Regions from separate parts of the Mus musculus genome. Here regions 1 and 2 are each linked to region 3. The links are chromatin loops, found by intact Hi-C in ENCODE. Cell type or tissue: heart. All regions are shown on one strand.

The links. A loop is a pair of places that touch in the nucleus more often than their neighbours do. Peaks named below come from ENCODE experiments on the same cell type or tissue, not always from the same donor. Only the 100,000 strongest peaks of a DNase experiment are listed, where the experiment ranks them.
Region 1: it touches region 3 in a loop (2.3-fold over the local background); 8 of 42 quality-filtered maps call a loop at or near these places.
Region 2: it touches region 3 in a loop (3.0-fold over the local background); 2 of 42 quality-filtered maps call a loop at or near these places.

What each region holds. Positions count from the first base shown.
Region 1 is chr16:4,122,203-4,127,202 of GRCm38, reverse strand. Crebbp (CREB binding protein) reads left to right here. Exons shown (of 31, transcript NM_001025432.1): 7 at 231-333; 8 at 590-736; 9 at 1,441-1,558; 10 at 2,396-2,567; 11 at 2,989-3,033. Among named protein-coding and RNA genes, the nearest start is that of Trap1, 47 kb to the right of the region's middle. In heart, a CTCF peak has its summit at 1,884 (motif pointing right); no DNase peak of the experiment used is centred here.
Region 2 is chr16:4,001,974-4,006,973 of GRCm38, reverse strand. It overlaps a transcript of Slx4 not described here. Among named protein-coding and RNA genes, the nearest start is that of Slx4, 2.8 kb to the right of the region's middle. In heart, a CTCF peak has its summit at 2,793 (motif pointing right); a DNase peak (open chromatin) is centred at 3,143; H3K4me3 peaks cover 1,988 bases; H3K27ac peaks cover 1,275 bases.
Region 3 is chr16:4,210,593-4,215,592 of GRCm38, reverse strand. Crebbp (CREB binding protein) reads left to right here and starts at 2,189. Exons shown (of 31, transcript NM_001025432.1): 1 at 2,189-2,454. The coding sequence starts at 2,370. In heart, a CTCF peak has its summit at 2,202; DNase peaks (open chromatin) are centred at 552, 1,332 and 2,352; H3K4me3 peaks cover 3,403 bases; H3K27ac peaks cover 2,145 bases; H3K27me3 peaks cover 625 bases.

The DNA.
Region 1 (5,000 bases), 88 kb after region 3:
GTAGCCTCCAGGGCATATTCTCTTTAGGCTGTAGAGTAAGAGTGGGAAGGAGCTGACGATGGACTTGGCTGACTAATGAGACTACAGCTTACACTAATGAGAAATACAGCTTTCAGAGCTTCTGTCCTACTGTGTTCTGCTATTCTTTATATACTCACTTTTTCACCTATTACAGGAACTTGAAGTGTTTATTGTGTAGGAATTAATTTCATTTTTCTTTGTCTTTAAAGGAAACAACCCCATGAGTATCCCAGCAGGAGGAATAACAACAGATCAACAGCCACCAAACTTGATTTCAGAATCAGCTCTTCCAACTTCCTTGGGGGCTACCAAGTAAGACCAAAGTTTAGGTAACTCCTATCTGAAGCCTGGTCCTCTGAAGGAGAAACAAGCACTCTTAACAGTGGAGCTATCTCTTCAGCCTCTCTTTTTAAAGTGATAAGTGTAAAACAGCCAATGAAACACTTTGAATTTTGGTGGATATACATTACTTGCTTCTCTTAAACTTTTTAAGTCATATGATTGAAGAAGGTGGAGTACATTTGATTCACTTGAGTAGCTGCTTGAAGTATCCTTATTTCTTCTTTAGTCCACTGATGAATGATGGTTCAAACTCTGGTAACATTGGAAGCCTCAGCACGATACCTACAGCAGCGCCTCCTTCCAGCACTGGTGTTCGAAAAGGCTGGCATGAACATGTGACTCAGGACCTACGGAGTCATCTAGTCCATAAACTGTATGTAACCCTTGAGATCCAGAGTCACATTTTGTGGCTGAGGAAACTGTTGAATCTTTGTGGGTGTGTAGATGTTTGATGTTGTTTTTTTATCTGCATGTTGAGCCACATTTTAACAGCTCAGAGCTGTGCAGGGTCCATGCTTGTTTCAGAAAGCCATTCCCACTGCTAAGAGACCTAAGAAGGCTGACTTTCTCGGACTCTGGTCCCCATTGTGTAGTGGCATCAGAGAGCATAGAAATATGACCTGAAGCCATCCTCTTTGGTTTTGAGCTCAACCATGTTCAATGACTTGAAACTAGTTATAGAGCTCCCTAAAAATTGGGGAAATTTTGGTCTGGTAAGTACAGATAGCTTGACAGTTATTTTATGTACAGAAAGGTAATGTTTTCATACTATATGTCCTGAGTTGAAATGAAGTTAATCAACTATTGATTCTTCTTACTTTGATGTTTTTATAATGCATAGTTTCTAAATAGCAATTTGGAATCATACTGTTTCTTAAAATGGCATAGCACATATTTATGTTTGGTATATAGAGTCTGGGTGTGTAGATGCAAGGTTAGTATTGTTTCCCATGTCCATGACAAGAAATGAACAGTGAGATTTGGGCCTCTACAGGTAGCTAGCCATTCCTGGTTTTATTTTTTTAGTTCCCTTGTGCCACCTTGAAAGCAATTTGATAGAATACATTGTTCTTTCAGCGTTCAAGCCATCTTCCCAACTCCAGACCCTGCAGCTCTGAAAGATCGCCGCATGGAGAACCTGGTTGCCTATGCTAAGAAAGTGGAGGGAGACATGTATGAGTCTGCTAATAGCAGGGTATGTTGCTAAGCAGCTGTTGAAGCTATAGGTGGGAAATGGTATTTGTCTAGTTAGTTATCTAGAATTAGGAGAATCTGCATGGTCTAGGAGACTCCTAACTTGAGTACCCTGAACAGAGACATGTCCAAGTAAGAATGAGATTCCTGGACACCTCTCTTGTGAAGCACAAGTGTCATAGTTTAGGAAGGAGTACAGAAGATCTATAAAATCAACGTGTATCTTTGGGACATCTTTTTTCACAGAGCGTGTTCTTTAAGATTCTTGTATTTTTATTTATTTTATTATATGTAAGTACACTGTAGCTGTCTCCAGACACTCCAGAAGAGGGCGTCAGATCTCATTAGGGATGGTTGTAAGCCATCATGTGGTTGCTGGGATTTGAACTCGGGACCTTCAGAAGAGCAGTCAGTGCTCTTAACCACTGAACCATCTCGCCAGCCTGGATTCTTGTATTATTGGTAGTGTCAGTGAATACCAAAGAAAAAGTTCAGTTGTGCAAAAAATAAAAAAAGGCAGTGTTTGTACCTTCAATTTGTTATGTCTAGTAAAGTCACTAGTTCAATAAAGTGAAAACTAAAGGGTATGCTGGTATCACTGGGAATTTAGGTAGAGCAGGGGGGGTGGGATTTTGGTTTATCAGATGTGTCAAACCTCTTTGTCAATGCACTTAAAATGTGCTCAGTGGTATAGTACCTGCTTAGTGCATCATGGCCAAGTTCAGTTCCCAACAGCAAAACGTGAGTGACAAGTGAGTTTTTTAGTTAGAACATGCAAACTAAATGATGGGCTCTCATATTTTTCAGTACCTTAATATTAATTATTATTTCTTTTTAGGATGAATACTATCATTTATTAGCAGAGAAAATCTATAAAATACAAAAAGAACTAGAAGAAAAGCGGAGGTCACGTTTACATAAGCAAGGCATCCTGGGTAACCAGCCAGCTTTACCAGCTTCTGGGGCTCAGCCCCCTGTGATTCCACCAGCCCAGTCTGTAAGACCTCCAAGTAAGAACTGCATTTCTCTCTTCCAGTCCTTAGCTTGTTTGCTTAGTGCTCTTTTAGTCTTTGGAGTATATTTTTAAGACTACAGAGTTCTGTTCTCCAAAATCTGCACTTTGAAAGCTCTTTGTATGATCTTGCCTTATGGGAAGAATCTTTTATTTTTGTTTCTTTTTTGGTGTCTCCCAAGTTTTTCAAGACAGGCTTATTTCTCTGTGCACCCCTGGCTAATCTGGAGCTCACTCTGTAGACCAGGCTAGCTTCAAATTCAGAGATCCTCTGCCGCTGCCGCCGCCCACCTTCCCCTCACCACTGCCCAGCAGAGGGGAGATATCTTAAAAGGGTGTGCTGGCAAGTGTCTTTTAGATTCAATGTGTTTGTGTGTGTGTATGTGTATTTATTTTTAATTACATTTTCCTCCTTATAGATGGGCCCCTGCCTTTGCCAGTGAATCGCATGCAGGTTTCTCAAGGTATTTAACTATTTATTGTCAGTCATATTTTAGTTTAACATTCAGCAGCACCAAACATGTCCTCCCTCCACCTAGCCCCTATTTTCCCTTTTGTATTCTTTCTATTCCTCTTTCTGATGAAAATGTAATCCACCAAATAATGTGAGTCTCTTGTATTAAATTTTGGAAATTATTGCAGAGTTTTTTTTAAAGAGGTCAGAAATAGGATTTTGTACTGACATACAAACCCACCACCAAAACAATGGTGACAAAACAATGGAGATTATGTAAAGGAAACATACTCTAGGAAGGAAAAGGCCTTTCTGAATACTCAGCTGGGGAGTCTGTGAGCCAGTTTGTGGCAGGCACTTGTAGGGGACCAAGAAGATACAGTGCTGCTCCAGGCCATCAGAATTGAAGATGGTGAGTGGGTCTCAACAACAGGAGGCTATGTGTAGAGCTCCATTCTTTTTTTTGTTTTGGTTTTTTGGTTTTTCGAGACAGGGTTTCTCTGTGTAGCCCTGGCTGTCCTGGAACTCACTTTGTAGACCAGGCTGGCCTCGAACTCAGAAATCCACCTGCCTCTGCCTCCTGAGTGCTGGAATCAAAAGGTGTGCGCCACCACACCCGGCTACAGAGCTCCATTCTTGCCTGGAGTAGTGATAGCTGTCTAAACCATAGAAGGCTCAATTCAAGGTTCTGTTGTTATTTGGGCTTCAGGGCTTGGGGCCATTTGTGAGATTTTCAGCTCTTGACACACTAAGACCTGAACTGTAGGGTATTGCTCCAGGTTGTGAAATAAAATGGGAGCATTATCCAGATAGTAAAGAAAGGTGCTTGTATATTCTTGGACCAGGGAGTGGCACCATTTAGAGGTGTGGCCTCGTTGGAATAGGTTTGTCACTGTGGGTATGGGCATATGATCCTCACCCTGGTTGCCTGGAAATCAGTCTTCCACTAGCAGCCTTTGGATAAAGATGTAGAACTCTCAGCTCTGCCTGTGCCATGCCTTGAGCTGGATACTGCCATGCTCCCACCTTGATGATAATGGACTGAACCTCTGAATCTGTAAGCCAGCCCCAATTAAATGTTTTTATAAAACTTGCCTTGGTCGTGGTGTCTGTTCACAACAGTAAAACCCTAACTAAGACAGAAGTTGGTACTGGGAGTGGGGTATTGCTGTGATAGGCCTGACCATGCTTTTCTTTGAAAGAATGTGGATTTTTGGACTTTGGATTTGGAACACAGTAGAATGCTTTATATGTGGCTTAATGGGTCATCCTAGTAGGAATATAGAAGACTTTGTTGCTGGGAGTGATTTGAACTGTGTTGATCTGGCCCAAGAGATTTCAAAGGAGAAGAATTTCATAATGTGGCATAAAGACTGTTTTTGTGGTATTTTGGTGAAGAATGTGGCTACTTTTTGCCCCTGACTGAAAAGTTTGCCTGAGGCTAAGGTGAAGAGACTCAGATTAATTACATTGACAAAGGAAGTTTCAAAAAAGCCCAGCAGAGACTTTGTTCTCTGGTTAAGTCTTATGAAGAGAAGTTTGAACAAGCATAGCAAGCTTAGAAAAGAAAAATATAAAATATATGGTTTGAGTATTAAAGGGGTACCAGGAAGTGAAATTGAGCAAAATCCTATGTTCTAGGAGATAACAGATTAAGAGAGTGGGACCTTGGGGCAAGATCCTACCCAGCTAAATTTAGATCCAGGCATGGTGTTATACACCTTTAATCCCAGGAGACAGGCATGCTGATCTCTGTGTTCAAGGTCCAGGATAGCCAAGCTTAGGCAGTGAAGGATTTGGAAAACATAAAGCCAGTGATAATTTAATAGTACAAGGGGGGTCATGTTCTAGTTCCTGCAAGCGGCAGAACTCGACAGCTTCAGCCATGTGGCTCTGGCTCTAGAGAATGGAAAGAACTACTGGGACAATTGAAGCTGGTTAGCTGGAGCTAAGGAATTAGCAGTGATTAAGAAGAGA
Region 2 (5,000 bases), 210 kb after region 3:
CCTCCTCTAAGAACAGTGTTGCTTCCATACCAATAGATCCAGATGGTTCTGAGCGACCAAACCTACTCTATCTTGAGATCAGACTCCATCAAAAAAAAAAAAAAAAGCCTAAAAAGTTGGTCTACAGCTAAACCCAAGTTACACCCAAGTATCAGAAAGGACCCCATGACTTGTCCTTGACCCATACCCCAGAGTTACTCCTTAACTACTTCCTAACAACAGCCAATCAAAGGTCAGTCTGATTGTTTCAGATGTTTACTTTCAGACCATTTATGATTGTTCATAGTCTTGTTTCAGAACACCCACCTGTCTGCTTACAATAGTTATTTTATTAGATGCTTGCCAGACTAGACACTCACCACCCCACTTACTCTCACTTCCTATCCCAATGAAGGTGAGAGACCAAATCTTTTGGGTTCAGACTCCATCTTAGAGAACCTGACCTAAGGTTGAACTCAAGTGAACCAACAGGTGGGTCGGTACCTAGCACCAGCTTCCAGGCTACCTCCTAACAAAACCTGCATCCAGTTTCCAGATTATTCCCCAATAAATTTACACCCCCAGGTTACAAGCCTGCCCCTGGTACTTCACTTCCTAACCACAACCAATCAGGAGGAAGACAAAAGTTTATGGTTTGGCTCCCAGCACAGCCAATTATGTTAAAGGCCAAAATGTACCCCACCCCCATCAGATGTGTACGGGGCTAGATACTGCTAGCCTCTATAAATGCTTGCCTAAAACTAGGCTCAGGGATCCACCTTCCTGCCTTGTCAGGGTTGGCAGGAGCCCAAGCTTGAGCTTGAATAAAGAGACCCCAATGCAGTAGCATCGAAATCGGCTCCTTGGTCAATTGAGGCTCATGAATGTTTTTTGGCAGTACAAAGGTTTGGGGCGTCACTAAACCATTGTCCTGCTGCATCAGCAGCAGGGATGGTGGTGAGTAGGCCTAAACTCGAGTTTATAATAAAGAGACCCTAATGTGATTACATTAGGTTGGTCTCTTGGGGCTCGCAAACAGCTACAACTATTCCAGATGGTGCCTAAAGACCTAGGAACCAGACAAAAATTCAGTAACAAGGACATGGCCCTTATCCTCACACTCTGGCTCCTTCCTTTGGTCTTTCCTTTCTTCCCTCTTATCCTCATCCTTACGTTTTCACTCTGCCTTTTAAATGTTTTACTTAGCACACCTTCTTTCCTTATATCTGAACAAGGATGCTCTGATGTAAGCGCTCTCTCCACCGCAGCCCCATTTGTTCCTGATACATCTGCCAGAAGACCTTTTGGACACTGTGGAGTTCTGGGTGCAAGGAACCTTCATCCCTTTCACCCCAGAGCAGATACCATTCTTACATGTAGTGTATGCTACAACAGATTACTCAGCCATAGGAAAAATGAAATATTCACTTATGCAAGCCAAACAATTTTATGATCCTGTTTATATAAACACACAAACTTAGAAGATTACCAAGGGGCTGGGGTGTGGGGAGGGACTAGGGCTGACTGCTAATGAGAACAAGAAGTTTCTATTTGAGACTATAAAGTTTTCTAGAATTTGATATTGATGATAGTTGTAGAGTCTTGTGGATAAGGATCTATTGAAACATATATATATATTTTAAAAGATTTACTTATTATTATATGTAAGTACACTGTAGCTGTCTTCAGACACTCCAGAAGAGGGAGTCAGATCTTGTTACAGATGGTTGTGAGCCACCATGTGGTTGCTGGGATTTGAACTCTGGACCTTCAGAAGAGCAGTCGGGTGCTCTTACCCACTGAGCCATCTCACCAGCCCCGAAACATATTTTAAAAGGATTTCACAATTGTTGGCATTCCTTCTAGGCTCTGCCCAACAGTTACCTGGCAATACCAGGTAGGACTAGCTTGCTATAAAAGGGACTGTTTGGCCAGGCAGTGGTGGCACACTCCTTTAATCCCAGTACTTGGGAGGGAAAGGCAGGTGGATTTCTGAGTTTGAGGCCAGCCTGGTCTACAGAATGAGTTCCAGGACAGCCAGGGCTATACAGAGAAACCCTGTCTCCAAAAACCAAACCAAACCAAACCAAACCAAACCCCTCCTTGATCTCTCTGCCCCTTCTCTCTCTCTGACTCTCTTCTCTCCCTGATCCCTTTATCCCCCCTCTCCCCTCTTTCTCCATGTATTCCTGGCTGGCCTCTCTCCTCGATTCCTTGTTCCTCTCCTCACCTACCCTTTTTCAATTCCCCCTCCCATGCCCCCAAATAAACTCTATTCTATATTATACCTGTTATATTATATACTATACCCGTACCTCAGGGGGAAGGGATGCCTCAGAGTGGGCAGGCCTCAACATACTGCATCCTATAATTTATCCTTGGCTTAAAAAAAAAAAAAAAACCCAAACCACAGCAATATCTTACTTTATATCTCTAAGAATACAAAAGTGTGGTCTTCTTTCCAGATCTACTCCTTCAAATGTTCCCAGTGTTCTGTGACTCATCAAACGCTCAGATCCCAACTGTGTCATCGTACAAGGTCCTCACTCTCTTTACTAGTCATTTTCTTCCTGACTCCTAGATTAGAGTGTTGCCTCTTGCTCTTTTAACATGAGATTAGAAGTCAGCTACTACCTAGGACCTCCGGGTGACGCTGAAACCCATAATATGAGCCCACTGGGGCCTCCCGCCCTTAGGGCTGCACTAGCCAGGCACTAAGCCTGTGCCTGATGCTTTTTCCACACACATACCATGAGGGGATGCCACCACACGGTTTCTCATTTATTTATGCATATGTCTACATGTACATTTACACACCAGAAGGGGGCATCAGATACCCACGGGACTCAGTTAGAGATGGTTGTGAACTGGGAACTGAACTCAGGACCTCTGGACAAGCAGCCACTGCTCTTAATCGCCGAGCCACTCCCCGTTACCACACTTCATTAAACGCGACCATCAGTACCCTCACCCCGAAGCTCCTCAGCACTTAACAGAATTCATGGAGCGAGCGCTATCACCGCGCAGCCAGCAAGACTACACTGCTAGCTCGTGTGACCTCACACTGCCCGGAAACGTTGTAGTTGCTTTGAGAGACCGGAAGCCGACCCTCATCCCGCTTCCCCAACTCGGACCACGTACATAGTCTTGCGCACGCGCAGATCATGCGCCTGCGCACTCGTCATTCTCTGCTCGCAAGCCTCAGGGCGCAAGCGCAGCCCCGCGCGGTTCTCCGTTAAGAAGGTGCGGCTGAAGCGCGGGAGGTAGGAGGAGCTCGGCATCGGCCTAGAGTGTCCCGGTGCGGGGGAGTAGTGGTGGGGGTTGTCACTTCCCGCGGTTTCCCCTCTTCTGCGAGGCCTGAAGCCGTCTGTCTTGTCAGCCTTCCCCGGACGCCCGATCTTGACCGGTCCGCGGTGGAGTGACAGGAGCTGCACCGGGTAGACGGGGGCAGCGCCTGCCGGGAGGGAGGTAGGGACAGCCCAGCGATCAGAACCTTCTGTCTGGTTTTAGGGCCGTCAGGACGTTTCCCAAGGCAGGCCCAGTCCTTTTCCGTGGGTCACCCGTAAGGGTAGGCGGGAGGGTCCACCCTGCCCGAATCCATTCATTCCCTTAATTCCTGCTAGGAGCTGGTAGGCAGGTAGGATGCTGAGGAGGCAGGATTCCCCTACCTGGAAGCTGGCAGCCTGGTGGAATCCGTTATGTCGTTCAGCAGATATTGGTGGAGCACCTCCCAGAGAGGACAGACTTATGACTTGATTGTCAGGAGAGATGTGGGGACTCAACGCTAATGTGTCGTAGAGATTTGCACATCTAGCACAATCAAATTCAGTTTGTTTTTGCCTAACGTTCCAGGTCCCTGAGAACTGAATTGACCTCTCTGTCACTGCAGGCCTCTCCTTGCTACCATTTCTCTTCACTGTCTTCCCCCTGTATCAAACTCTTTGCAGTTTATGAATTCAACAGATCGTTGCCTAGCATTTGTTATAAGTTGGGTACCAGATAGCCCAAAGAAAATACAAGGTAAATAAATGTCTATCTAACTGATATGCTGAACTTCACTAACAGATAATTGAGTGAGTAGAAACATAGGCTCTGATACCCTGGAGCCACACTGCCCTGCTACTTCAGAACGGTTCCTTACACTGCTTGTGGCTGATTCCTCACCATAAGGAAAAGCTGACAGTAGATTGTATTATATAGTATTGCTGTAAGGATTAAATGGGCTAAAGATTTGAAAAGCAATTAGCATAGCATTGGGCATATAAGCTTTCAATGAATGTTATGCCCTGCAAATGATTATAAGCTGTGACAGGTGTCACTGTGGCAACCATGTGTGACAACATGGAGTGAGGTGGGGGAAAGAGCCCATGTGAAGGAGTAGGGGAGACGTCTATAAGATTATTGCACTATGTATTTGGAATGAATAGATTTCTGTCATTGGGTTATATAGGGAGGTGTGAGAGTGTGTGTGTGTGTGTATTCTCATCTGTTAGCCAGATGAGAATGTTGGGTATACTATTTTATCACTGTTGGCTTTCTTGAGACAGGGTCTCTCAGGAGCTTGCAAATTTTCAAGTAGTCTGGCCAACCTTCAAGGTTCAACAATACTCCTGTCTCTATCTCCCCTCCCATCCTCAGCACTGGGGCTACAATAGTGCCTCCACACCTGGTTTTGTTTTTTTTTTAAACATGGGTGCTGGCTATCTAAACTCAGGTTCCTGTCCTTTTCAGTAAGCACACTTACCCTTACTCACCAAGCTGTTTCCCCAGACCCAGATTATTCAGTTTTGATTTTGAACTAGAATATACTGTTTGCCCTAATAAACATTCATGCCTGTAAGAGCCAGCCTTTCTCTGCAGGCAGCTTAGAGAGCTCTTATGGACTCAGAATAGAAAAAAGGTGGCCTTTCTGTCTCCTGAATGTACAAGGATATATATATCCTTTTTCTCCTTATTTCAATCATTTTGCAGCATCTGCTGACTGTCCCATAAGCTGATCAGGTGACAGCTGGAGTCCTGAG
Region 3 (5,000 bases):
TGTAGGATGCTGGTGGGGAGAGAGTGATGGACAGAAGGGAGAGATGAAACAGGTGTGGGAAGCACAAGTTTTGAACAGTTAAGATAAATGTGCATCACTCAATCCTGGCCCAACCACTGTTATATGCATGTGTCTGTCTATTTTATATATGTTCTTAGTGTTTTTCTTGTTCTTTGTATAGGAGCCATTTGTTGCAGGTAGGCCTGCGCCTAGTCCCTTCATGCTATACTAGTGATGTCAAAGTGGTGCCTGCAGTTTACACAAGGTCCTCCGGTCTGTGTGCAGATGGGGAAACTGAGGCGGGAAGGGGCAAAGCAACTTTCTCTAAGATCACCAAGGGAGATCCCCCCCCCAAAAGGTAGTTTTGTGGCTGTGTGCTGAACAACATGAAACACAAGAAAAGTTTATGTAAGAAGTTGCCTCAGTCAAAGGACAGCAGGCACCATGATGGACAACACAGCAGGTGGCTGCGGTGTAAGGTGGAGGAGCTCATTCTTCAGGTAAAGAATGTGGGGGAGACTAGCTGCATCGTGGGTGGATGGGGAGGGAAGGAGGGGTCTGACTCACAGGTTTCTCGCTTAGGAAATAGGGGTGCTGCTGATACCTGGAAGATAAGGACTTCCGAGTCAAGCTGGCAGGTTTTGAGAGAGTGTTAACAGAGATGGGAAAACTTTAGTTTTTGAGGAGGTGTGTGGCACACCCAAGTGAGAGGGTCTCCCTGTGATCCTACATTTTTCTGGGTACCTGCCAAAGCCAGGGTGGTTGTCCGAAGTAAGGAGTACCCTTAGGAGATCGAAGCCCTTGGTCTTGGTACCTGGGCCCATCTCAGATCCAGGAGGTAGAGCTGACAGCCTCTCCCTTCAGGTGACAGCGTTGGACATTGGACCTGGCCCTATCGTTTTTGGGCTTGGGAGTGGGCGCTCAAGAGCCTTGCGGTGCCCTTGCAAACTTGGGAAGCACAAGGAAGGGGTGGACTCTCGGCCTGTCATTTTCTCCCTCAGTGATCTTAGAGAAAGTTGCTTTGCCCCTTCCTGCCTCAGTTTCCCCATCTGCACACAGACCCGAGGACCCTCTGTAACCTGCAGGCGCCACTTCGCCATTACTAGCATAGGGCGCGGGGAAGAGGCGCAGGTTGCGGTGGCGTCTTCTTAGTCCGATGTCACCCTGGAGGCTCGCAAGCAAGGAGCTGCGAAGAGCCAGAGCTGCCGGGGCGGGGCGGGACCGGACGGGCTGGGCCCGGATCAGCGCTGACTCCGAGCCTGGCGGGGGGGGGGGTCTAGGCTCGAGCCCAGGGCGCCCTCCCCGCGCGTGCCGCGTTACTGACAGCGTCAGAACAAAAGTGGCCGTCTGCTCTGCGCACTTGGCGTCCCGCAGGCCGGGCCTAGCACCGCAGCCCGTCGCCTCACGCATCGCCGCCGTGCCTTCGACCCTTCCACCCGAGCGCGCTCGGCTCTTTCCGCCGCGGCCGGCGCAGGTGGAGGGGCGGGGCGGGGGCCGTGCGTGGTGACGCCGCGGGGGGGGTGACGTACAAGCGTGCCCCGCCCCCTCCCCCTCCCCGTTCAGGCTCTGGAAAGAGAAGAAAAAAAACTTTCTTTTTTTTTTTAATTGAGGAATCAACAGCCGCCATCTTGTCGCGGATCCGACCGGGGCTTCGAGCGCGATCTACTCGGCCCCGCCGGTCCCGGGCCCCACAACCGCCCGCGCACCCCGCTCCGCCTGGCCGGCCCGCTCCGCCCGGCCCTCGGCGCCCGCCCCGGCGGCCCCGCTCGCCTCTCGTCTCGGCCTCCCGGAGCCCGGCGGCGGCGGCGGCGGCGGCGGCGGCACGGGGTGGGGGGGCCGCGGCGCGGCGGCGGCCCCGCTCGGCGCATTGTTTTTCCTCACGGCGGCGGCGGGCCGCGGGCGGGCGGCGGAGCCCAAAGCCCCCCGGTCGTCCGGCCGCGGGCGAATTCATTAAGTGGGGCGCGCGGGGGGGGGGGGTGGCGGCGAGGCGGCGGCGGTACCACCATGTTCCCGGGCGCCGCCTGAGCCGCGGGGCCGGGCGCCGTCGCTGCCAGCCGGGCCCGCGGAGGCGGCCGGGCCGCTTGGGTGCCCGGGCCGCGGAGTGTCGCGCTCGGGAGGCGGGCAGGGGATGAGGGGGCCGCGGCCGGCGGCGGCGGCGGCCGGGGGCGGGCGGTGAGCGCTGCGGGGCGCTGTTGCTGAGGCTGAGATTTGGCCGCCGCCTCCCCCACCCGGCCTGCGCCCTCCGCGGCCCGGCCCGCGCTCCTGCGCTCGCTCCTCGCTGGCTCGCCTGCTCGCAGCCGCCGGCCCGACCCCCGTCCGGGCCGCGTCGCGCCGCCCGCGCTCAGGGCTGTTTCCGCGAGCAGGTGAAGATGGCCGAGAACTTGCTGGACGGACCGCCCAACCCCAAACGAGCCAAACTCAGCTCGCCCGGCTTCTCCGCGAATGACAACACAGGTGAGGCTGGGTCTAGGCTCGCTGTCAGAGTTCGGGGCAGGGAGGGGGTTGAGGGTCGCAGTGGCCAGAGACTCTGTCCCGGGCCTTGGGATGCGCTTCCCTGGTCGGGAGGAAAAGTGAAGCGGGGGCGCGGTCTAGTGTCCGCACGCGTGGCCGGCCGGGATGACAGCGGAGGGGACCTTGGAGGTTTGGAGTAAGAGAATGCGACCAGAGGCAATGAGGGCTTTCAGGATCGGACCCCCCACTCTAGGCGGTGCAGTCGCGGACACAGCTGCTGCCTTCTTAGTTGCGACGAGTTGCGACGGAGAAGTTTCTTGGAATGTGTTGCTTGGGAAAACGCTTAGTGGTTATTTAGAAAGTCTTGATTTTTTTTTTTTTTTGATCACCTAGTATTTTTTTTTCTCCAAAACCCCAAACCTCATGTGCGAGTTGTCATCAAAGTTGCTGTGGTGTCTTTCATTTACATACGTAACCTTAAAAAGAAGCTAGCAGGCTTTTAAAAGTCCATTTGGGCTCCAGTCTGCCTTTGAGGTTGGAATGGTTTTACACTGGAGATGAAAAATTAAAAAATTAAGGACTTTGAATCTTTCAGGGAAAGAGAAAAGCAAGATAATCTTAAATCTTTTCCCCAACTCACAAAATAGCTTCCGTGCAAACTTTCTTAGGTGATCGGATCGGGTACCCAAGACTTCCCTGTTCATTCAGTAATTCAGAGTACTTCTGGACAGCTCTGATAACCTTGCCAATTATTCGTATTTCCCCTTTTAAGCTCTCCTTCGAAATATAAACTCGTATGCTGCTGTGAACAATGCCGGCTCAGCGCAGCTAGCACTTTTCCAGTACGTACTTGTAGCGGCATCTGAAAATCAGTTTCTGATGAATGGGTCCAAATCAAATTACATTGCTGCCTGCAGATTGGCGCTAGATACAGATGTTCAAGTTGTGGAACTCTGTGACTTTATACAAGTGTATTTAAAAATATTTCTGCTTTTGAAACAAAACTTAGATTTCACGGCTTCAGTTTGAAGTGCTCCTGAAATCCAGTCATGAAAGGAGAATGTTAATGTAGAAATGAGAGGGGAGTATTCTCCCTCCATCATTTTTCAGGAGATTTTTGTTGACTTAAAATTTGTTGAGTGGTAGAAAGGAGTAAATAAATAATTCACAGGTAGGTAGGGAAAAGTCACTTTTCTTTTTAAATGACAAGTTGTTTGATGTTTATTTTCATAAAAATCTTATTGATGAAAAATGTTGAAACAGTGGTTTAAGCACACTTGTGCAAAGTAGAGCTAGCTCCCTTGCTTTAGTAATGTTGCTGTGCTCGAGCCAGAAGACTGTAATCATGTGAGATGTAGATCATACCAGGCAGGTGTTGTCCTCAAGTTTATCCTCTGACACTGCTAACTGGAAGACTTCAGCTTTGCTGTTACTGAGTGAACTTGAAGATTTTTCTTAGAAGTGGGGCAAATTAATAAGACCACAAAAAGACCTGTAGTATCTTATATATCCAGAGGTTTACAAGATGGAACCCAAAAGAAGATGGCTTTTCCCCTCCCTCCTCCTCCTTTTCTTCTTCTTCTTCCTCCTTTTCTCCCTCCTCCTCCTCTTCTTCCTCCTCCTCTTCTTTCCTCTTCCTCTTCCTCCTCCTCCTTTTTCCTTTTTTTTTTTTTTTTTTTGTGTGTGTGTGTAGCTTCTCTGGATTGTCAGATATTTACTTACTGTGTTGCTGACCAGAGCAGACTTATCCAAAAGAATCTTCTGCACGTGAGCACTTTGTCCCTTTCTCTTTCCACTTTTTGCCCAGGAGACGCAGAAGAGTACTTTCACATTTACAGATATGTGAAACAAGGGGTAGTAGTTTCTAATGATTCTGATTTAGATGATCAAAGAATAAGACGGCATTCATATTGAAAGGGTGTAAGGGTCCACTCAGAAGAAGGAGCCATTTTTGAATACATTAAACAAGATGAAACCTTGTTAAGAGTAACTATTAGTCTACGATCCAGTAACAAGATAGACAGATCTTAAAAATTAAACAAATAAATGGCTGAAGTATTTATGTTAAGTATATTTAAAGCAGTGAAGGCTGGGATAGAGACAGAAGGAAAAATTGAACTTTGTTTTCTTTTTTTTGGTTCCCCCCCCCCCCCCCCCCCACACACACACACACAAGGTTTCTTTGTCCCTGGCTGTCCTGGAACTCACTCTGTAGACCAGGCTGGCCTCAAACTCAGAAATCCCCCTGCCTCTGCCTCCTAGGTACTGGATTAAAGTCGTGTGCACCACTGCCCAGCCTGAACTTTGTTTTCTTGAGGGGTCTTATCTCAGGCCTCCAAGAGAACATTGGGCTGGGGTAGGTGAGGTGTGTGTTCTGAGCACAAGATGAAATTTGAGGGAGGGGATGCAAGGAGAGTGAACAGAGAGCCCTAGACAGTGAGAAACAGTTGCTACTTGAACTAGTGATACAAGCCACATCTTTGGGGACTGAGTTGTGAATCCATCAAGTGCATTTTAGCTGTGTTTCTAGGGATAGCAGTGGGTGGAGA